2 separate regions of the Homo sapiens genome follow, and region 2 is linked to region 1. A link is a contact called in ENCODE Hi-C data. All regions are on one chromosome and are shown on one strand. Each heading gives the region's core, a stretch centred on a gene start or an enhancer-like site at or near the end of the contact. The rest is flanking DNA. Distances are from core to core; before and after follow the strand shown.

Region 1 (4,082 bases), core at 1,079-3,578:
AAACAACTCTAAAAGGCTGTAAACAGTTAAAGGAGACAGAATTGGGGTGGCTGCTGATAAGAAGGGTGTTTACAGTGAGCAAAATCAATGCAGGGACATGTATTTAAAGGTAAGTGACCCCCACCCCCACAAGGGGCTATGATCTAAAAGCAACTATTGTTGAAAGGTGAAGTACAAAGTAAAGGAGTCCACAGGGGAAATAACTGAATTAACCAAAGCCCCAAGCCAGGAGTCCCACCTTAGTTAAAATCACCCTGCTTATCTCCACCTCAATTTGCTGGGCAACCCAACTTGAGAAGGATGTTTACATTACTTAGGCAGCATGGCCCATTTTTACTTTTCACCCAGGTGTTGTGGCGCAAGGCCAGATGTTTGGCATCACCAAGCAAAACATCTATGTGACCAAGCTGTTTACATTTCATTAGGATTTTTCATCAGGAAGGTGCACTCCCTGCTGATGCACATCTTAATTACAATTAGGAGCTCTATTTACCCCCAGGAGCTTTCAGATTAGCACGACCACATTATAGGATCCGTTTCAGAAATCATCCTCAGAAAATGCTACTCTAGCTTCCAAAAACCATCTCTAAGAAATCAAAATTTCACACAACTTCCTTCCAGAGTGTGTTTTCTACCAAGAAAGTCAGCTAACTTTTAGTAAAAACTAATTCTGCATTCGTAGTCTATGTAGTGAATACATCTTTTTCCTCTCAACTGCTAAGTAGCGCAGAACTTTTTCTTTTCCTAAACACAGTGCTAACTTAAAAATGAAAGATGCATGATAAAAGAGCAGAGATCTATTTATCCGCTCAGGTTTAGGGCTGGGAGTGGGGGAGGGCAGAATCCAAAGGCTCCTCACCCCCTCAAGGGATGCATGTTAAAAGTGAGGCCCGAGACCCCGGAGACTTTAATCAACTTTCCCCCTCCAACCTCCAAAGAATGAATCGGTTGTCTCCACAGGCTCAGCCGGGCTCTTCCCTCTCATTGTGTACCGGCTCAGACGCAGCAAGGACCCCAGCTTCCCGCAGCGAACTAAGACGCTCCGGCTTGCGGTGAAGTCTTTCTCTAACTGTTGCGATTGTCTTTAGAGATTACCAAAATCAAATATGCATTAGATGGCTTTTCCCCCTCTTGTTTGTAACACGCACACACACACGCGCGCGCGCGCGCGTGCACACCCAAAGCACTTTGGAGCCGCAGGCCGCCTCTGACAGCACATTTTGCACAAAGTGGCAGCGGCTGCAGCGGCGCACAAGTTTTGGCCTCTATGATGACTCTCGGGAGGGCCGGAGGGCCGGGGGCGGTGGCGATGCGAGGCCGCCGGAGCCCCAGGAGGACAGGGCTTTTGTTTGCGTCGATCCGCGAGCCGCCTGGGCTCTGGCGAGCACCACTGAAAATCCAAACTCCCTCCTGGACCGCGCCTTCCGGGCCGGCTCGCAACTTGGGGGCAGGATAGACTTGCCTGAACACCGGCTGGGGCGCGCTAGAGGTCCAGGGAGACAAGGGGGGACGCCCTGCACAGAAGTGCCCCGATCACCCCCAGGACCCTCAAACCCCTCCACGCTTCCTGTCAGCGCTGACAATCGCTGCTGCGCACCGAGGAACGAGTCCCTGGGCGCGCCCCGGCCCGCCGCGGGGCTCCGGGGCAAACCCTGGCCTGGCGGGGCTCCGGGGCAAACCCTGGCCTGGCGGCGCCGGCGAGCCCCGTGGCGGGTGGCCGGACGCGCCCCGGAGCCAGCGCGGCGCTTCCTGCGTGTCCCGCGCCCGGCTGGACGGCGGAAGGGTGGCCACGGGTCAGGGGGTCTGGGCGGGCGGGGGCCGGCGGGCGCCTCTTACCTTGGGCAGCAGCCCCGCGTGCGGCCAGCAGCAGCGCGGCCAGCAGCGCCAGGAGCGGCGGGCGCGTCCCGCGGCGGCGCGGCCGGTGCATTCCTCCTCTCGCTGAGGCGGCGGCGGCGGCGGCTCCCAGGCCGCGCGCAGAACATCCACGGGCTCTTCCCGGGCTCCCGGCCGCCTCGTCCCGGCCGCTGGCGCTCGCAGGACGCCGGGGACGTCTGCAAAGCTCTTTGTCCCTCTAACCTGCTCCCTCGCCTCCGCCTGGCCGCCTCTGGATGCCGCGAGCGCGATCCCTTCCCAGCCCTCTGGCTGCAGCCTCGCCTGGGCCGGCGGGTCAGTCCCAGGCTGTCCGGGTCGCACCAGTGGGCGTGAGTCGCCCTGGGTCGGACTCCGAGAACAGCGCACCCTGCGCCCAGGGGCTGCCGTCCCGGGGCTCCCTCGGCGGCGGCGGTGGCGGCTGCTCCAGCTCTCCACGCTCCCTCTCTCGCTCAACTTGTCACTTTCCACCAACTCTCCAGCCCAGCGCCCCAGCCCCGACCAATGGGAGACGCGGCCCAGGCTGGCGACCCAGCGCCCTCTGCTGCAGCCTCTCAACGCCCGCACCCTCCCCGACTTCGCAGAAAGCGGTCGCGGCTCCCGCGTCTCGGGCACGCTCCCTCCCCTCCCCTCCCCCACACTCCTCAAACTCGCCACCGAACCGAGCGCCGGGGACCTTCGAGGCTACTTGACAGAAGGGGAAACCGAGGCTCAGAGAGACTTATCCGGGATCTCAAGCCAGTTCGTGGCTGGACGACAGTAGACCCAGGTTCTAGCAGCCTCAGCTGTGTCACTGTTAGCTGTGTGACTCTGGGTAATGGCACATTTATTGCTATCATACAATTTCCCTTTTGCTTTCTTCTTGGACCCAAGAGTTGAGAGAGTTCTTACACAAGTAATTTATACTTCGCCTTTTTGTCTTTAATTTGTAGTCTCACTGAATTCAATGTCATCTGTACTGCCTCCTGGCAAGATTTATTGAGGATTATCTGTGGTTATTTTTGCCAATGTCCCATGGTTTTTTGAAAGGTGTTTTTGTCTTCCGAATGTGAAGATAGAATACTGTATCGATTTATCTTCTTTGTATTCATTATTTTTTCAGGCCTTCTGAATCTTTGCATGTTTGTTTGTTTGTTTGTTTTTTGTCTAGCTGCTCTGCCATGAGCCAAGGGATCATTAAAGACCTCTACAATGAGTGTGTTTTTGTCCATTTCTCCTGGTTTAACTTTATGGATTTTGTAATTCATAAATACCCATAATGATTTGACTTTCCCTGTAGAGACTGCCTTTGATCATAAAAAGTGGTGAGCGCCTGCTGTTTTCAGGGCTGTGCTCTAGGCTCTGAAGATGCAAGGGTAATAGGACACCTGTCAGTCTTGCTCTGGAGGAACAGGAAGAAGCCCATAGTCTCTCAATAATCACGTGGCCACTTACTAAATACCTCCTGTTTGCCTTGTGTTTTATATGCATTTGCTCACAAATCCTCCATTGACACTAAAAAGAGTCATTAAAAGTATATACTTCTTAGCTGTTTTACATATATTATCCCCATATTACAGTTTTAGAAATTGAAACTCAAAGGGAAAGTAAATGACTTGCCCACAGTCTCACAGACATGGGGTAGCCAAGCCAGCACTCAGGCTGTTTCCACTGAGAGAGTTAAAGCCTGTAACCAGAGCCTGGCACATGATAAGCACTCACTCGGGAGTTGTTGCTGTTGCAGTAGCCTCTAAGAACCCAGCTTTAGGGTTTTAAAATGAACAGTCACTTCATGGAGGGCGAGGACTCTGTCTCAATCATCTAGGTATCTTGCTGGCCTCTAACAGTACCTGGAATGCAATAGGAGCTCAATTAATGAACAAAGGTTAGGTCACCATTTGGAAAATATTAATTTCTCATCATATTTGTTTTATAGGGGTGCATGGAGGAGGGACAAAATTTCATCCATACTCCTTGGCACCAGGAAAAGCAGATCCCTGAGAGCTGAGACATTAGAAGGGGGAAAAAATGCAGCCCAAAGTATGTCCCAGCAGGTCATGGACTCCAGACTCCCAGCCCTTTGCCTTCAGGCAGGTGAATGACTAACCCATGCGGGACAAACAGTCACTTATTCTTCTCCAGGACTTCATGGCAGGAGCTGTGTCGGTAGTTTTCCCCCTTTCTATCGCTCTGACCTGAGGTCAAAAAATGATAGACAGAGAGGCCTTGGGTCA
Region 2 (4,280 bases), core at 386-2,885, 450 kb after region 1:
CCACATCAAGATGTTTCATTTCTACCTTCATACTTTCTTTTAAAAGTTTTTAACAGCTGAAATGCAAATTAAAAATAATCTACAAGGACCTTCCCCATTCCTGCCCTATGATGTCGCATTTCACACTAACCTAGCCTAAGGTAAAGAAAAAAAAGGGGAGAGAGGTGATGTTCAGCTGTTTTTAAAAGGGTATTAAGGCCACCATTCCTTGGCCTTCAGAAAGGCTTTGGGTTGGAGGGAGAGGAAGCATCTATAGGACCCCTTCAGAAATCCAATTATGTTGTGGATTGATTATTGCCATATAAATGAGATATCTTATTTGAAAATATTATGAAAACAAAACTATGTATTATCTATCAGATGAACATAAATAAAATCCCACTGCAAAATGTAAAGTGCCTTAACATAAATTTTAAAACCAGCTGGGTCTATTTACCACTTCCACTTAAGGAATGAAAAGAAATAATTTCAAAAATCTAAGATTTAAATGTTAAAAAGAGGGATGTTTGGAATTTACTTACTTTTCAAAGGATAATTGAAATGACCAAGAACTCTCTCATTTGGGAAGTTTTCATTGTGGAAGATACAAGTCTAGTCATTTTTTAAAAAAATTTAAAGACTGCTGTTGTTTCGGTTTCTTTTTTTAAATGACAGCTTACTTTATCTACAGAAATGTCTGGTCATTTAGATTTAATGGGTTGATATGAATGATATCACTCACATCCTGATTTTATGTGAAAACTAAAAGAAAAATAGTAACACAATTTAAATTAGGCATACTATTTCCTTTCTCCAATTAAAATTTTCTTACACTCAAATTATGAATTTAAAAAGTTTGAAAAGGCCATTACTTGAAATTCCTTGATTTTCTGGGGAGGAGAAAAGGCAAATAAATACCATTTAAAAATCTTGCCATTTACTTCAGACAACTAAATAAAACACTAGGCTGGGCATTTTAAAAATTTATTTACAAAGTTGTGTACAACACGATGGAATAACATTTAGAATACCATATATATTCATTCATATATAAACAGACTTTTATAATAGAATGACACTTTTTGCCTTTTTGAAAATTTTTTATATTTAAAATCTCCCAACGTCTCTATACATTCTTTTCTCAGATAAAACTTCGGAGAGTGAACCTTCAAAAAAAATGAAAGTTCAGAGCTCTAAATCTACGGAATTTGTTTTTTCTTAAAAAAATAAAAACCCCAAAAGGAAAGTCAATAATTTTTTTACAAATATATACAAAGAATTTCCCTCCCATCCCCACGGTACTAAGAGCAGGCGCCGTCGGGGTGCATTTTTGGAAAATTCGGTTTTCGGTTTTACCTGTATGGAAAGCTATCCCCGGCGGGCGCGCGGTGAGTTTGCTCGACCAGCTTAGGTGTGCGCGAGGGGATGGAGGCCGCGGAAGGTAGGCGTTGGGGGCTCAGGGGAAAGGAAATTGGGGAGAGGCAGAGTCCAGGATTGGGCAGCGGGACCGGGACCGGGCTTGGGACAGGGCGCGCAGCCTGGAGGTGCATTTGTTGCTCGAGGCCGCCGCCGGACCCTGGGTCCCGGCCATTGGCGCGTCCCTATTGCGCCGGCCATTTGGCTTGAGCGGCGGCCGCAGCAGCGGCGGCGGCCGAGGCTGCGGGCTGCAGAAACTGTCCGGAGAGTGGCACGCTAAGAATGGGCGCGATGGTGGCAGTCGTCCGGCTCAGCGACAGCGGTTGGTGGGTGGCCATGAGCGCTGCCGACTGCACGGTCCCGGGTGGCCGCAGAAACGACTGCGCCGTGCTGCCGCCCCCTGAACCCCCAGTGCCGCCGGCGACCCCAGCGCCCACCGCCGAGCCCCCAGGAGCCGCGGGGCCCCCACCTATGATGTTCTCGATGCTGAACGACGGCCGCGCGCTTGGCTCGGACTTGATGAGCGACGCGGTGGTGCCCGCGGCGCCCGCTGTGCCCGCAGCGGCCGCGGCGGCGCCCAGGCTATTGAGCTGCAGCTGCAGGCCCGGGCCGAGCTGTGAGCCGAAGGCGGCCGCTTTGCGGCCCAGCTCGCCCGAGGGCAGCAGCGGCACAGCGGGAGGCAGCACCGGTGCCACCGGCGGCAGCGCGTACGGGTACTGGAGCGCCGCCGCAGCAGCCGCGGCCGCCGCCGCTGCCGGGTGCGAATAGGCACCGGCCGCCGCCGCAGGGTGCAGGCCGTAGGGGCGGCCGTAGGGTCCCGCGGCGCCGGCCGCCGCCGCCAGGCTGTAAGCGCCGAAGCTCTGCATCATGAGCGCCGTCTGCTCGCGCAGGTGCTCCTGCTGGTGGCGCTTGAAGCGTTTCCGGCGCCGCAGGAAGCTGCCGTTGTCGAACATGTCCTCGGACTGCGGGTCCAGGGTCCAGTAGTTGCCCTTGCCCGGGTTGCCCGGCTCGCGGGGGATCTTGACGAAGCAGTCGTTGAGTGAGAGGTTGTGGCGGATGCTGTTCTGCCAGGCGGGGAACTTCTCCCTGTAGTAGGGGAAGCGGTTGCTGATGAACTCGCAGATGCCGCTCAGGGTCAGCTTCTTCTGCGGGCTCTGCAGGATGGCCATGGTGATGAGCGCGATGTACGAGTAAGGCGGCTTCACTAGGCTGTTCTTGGGCTTGCTCGGGGCCAGGCCTCCCGCCGAACCGCTGCCCGCGCCAGGCCCGCCGCCGCTCGCGCCGCCCTCCTCGCCGCCAACACCGCCCTTGCAGCCGTCCGCCTCCGGCGCGCCCACGTCGCCCCCCGGTCCGGCCCCGGCTCCGGCCGCCTCCTTGGGCAATGTCAGGGGCTGCTGGTGGGGCGGCTGAGGCTGTCCGTGATGGGGTGCCGCCGGGGGCACCTCGTCCGCCTCGTCCAGGCGCAGCTCCGGCGGCCCCGCGGGGCTATCGCAACCTGCGTCGCTGTCCTTCTCTTCCAGCCCGTCGTCGCCCTCGCCCACCACATCGATGTCCACGTCCTCGGCCGTCAGCACCGTCTGGCCGGACATGTCGCTGGCGCTGCCGCCGCCGGAGAGGGTCATCCCTCCTCGGGGTTGGTAGCGGCGGCGGGGAGGGGGCAGCGGGCGATGAGGGTGTTCGGGGGCTGCCACGGAGCTCAGGGGAAGAGGGTTTGAGTGCCCCCGAAAGATGGGGGGCAGGGAGAGGGGAGGGGGCCGCAGGTGGCTTGGGGCCCGCTGGGCTCAGCTCACACTCGGCGGCCCCGCATCGCGTGGCGCGGGCTCTGCCGTCCGCCCCCAGCGGCCGCGCTCCGCGAACTCCTGCCGTCCCTGGCGCTCGGTACTAGGCGCTCGCTACCGCTCCCGGCCCCGGCGGTTCTCCACGCCGCGCCCCCTCACTTAGCCCGCCTTCCTCGGCCTCTGGCCCTGGCGTGGGGCGCAGGAGCGGTCCAGGCGGGCGCGGGACGCCGGGCGCCGAGCAGCTCGGGAGGGCGCGGGCAGGGACAGTAGCGGGGGGGCAGGGGGCTGGGTGTCAGGGACGCCGAAGCCCCGGTAGTCGAAAGTCCCGTTTTAAGGACTGGCCTGATAGATTACTTTCTACTTAAAGATCCAGCGGGAGGCGGGGCCACGTGACCGTGCGTGACGTCAGGGCCGCGGCCGAGCCGGCCAAACTCAAGTTGGTTCAGGGAATTGTCAACAAAGGGACGAGAGACGCGCAACTCCGCTCCGCACTGTGCGCCAGCATCCCCGGGGCACGGAGGGCGCTGCGGCCCGCCCGGAGACCCCCCCACCCAGGCTGGATCCGGGCCCTGGGGCCCAGGGAGCGGGTGGGTGTGAGTGTGGGTGGGTGTGAGCGAGTCAGGGCGTGGGCCTGGGAGCGTCCGCGGGACTGTGCGACTGTCGCTGCCCTGCCTTCCCCGCCCCCTCTCCCTTCCGCCCTTCTCCCCCCCACTTTGTCACACTCCTTAGACAGGGACTGGGCGACCTAGAACGAGGTTCCCATATCGTGTTTTAAAAAGCAAAACTTAGTCTCTGTTTTGCTTTTTGTTTCATTGTTTTTAGCTTTAAAGAGTAAGAGCAGCGCACCCGGCTCCCTCCTGCTAATTAGATTTCAGATTCCCCTCTGGCCTCAGTGCTCATTCCGGGGAAGACACCTGCTGAGATGTCTTTTTCCCCCTCCCCCAACCAAACCACTCAGGTCCTACCTGCTCTTTCCCGGCTTGATGCGGGCGTGTTTTCCTGTATGTATTTTTTCGTGCGGCCACAAAAAGCATCAGCTGGGGTTCCCGAAGGTCAGAAAATGGCTATTGATTAATCTACTAGAATAGTTGCCGAGAGAAATAAAAA

What was found. Hi-C counts contacts between places; a loop is a spot of excess contacts on that map. Pooled maps may share reads with other maps.
Region 2: a pooled map shows a loop between it and region 1 (4-fold over the local background). The contact joins the promoter of FOXD3-AS1 here to the promoter of ROR1 in region 1. A Hi-C loop is called at or near these places in 3 of 37 single-sample maps with no recorded cell type and 7 of 50 pooled maps.

The regions. Positions count from the first base shown.
Region 1 is chr1:63,772,263-63,776,344 of GRCh38, reverse strand. It overlaps ROR1 (receptor tyrosine kinase like orphan receptor 1), which reads right to left and starts at 2,328. Exons shown (of 9, transcript NM_005012.4): 1 at 1,837-2,328. The coding sequence starts at 1,927. RefSeq lists an enhancer at 704-1,267 and silencers at 1,133-1,427, 2,212-2,261.
Region 2 is chr1:63,321,796-63,326,075 of GRCh38, reverse strand. It overlaps FOXD3-AS1 (FOXD3 antisense RNA 1), which reads left to right and starts at 1,635. Exons shown (of 3, transcript NR_121637.1): 1 at 1,635-1,721. It overlaps FOXD3 (forkhead box D3), which reads right to left and starts at 3,509. Exons shown (of 1, transcript NM_012183.3): 1 at 948-3,509. The coding sequence starts at 3,017. The coding sequence ends at 1,581. RefSeq lists an enhancer at 2,379-3,068 and silencers at 3,392-3,471, 3,592-3,901.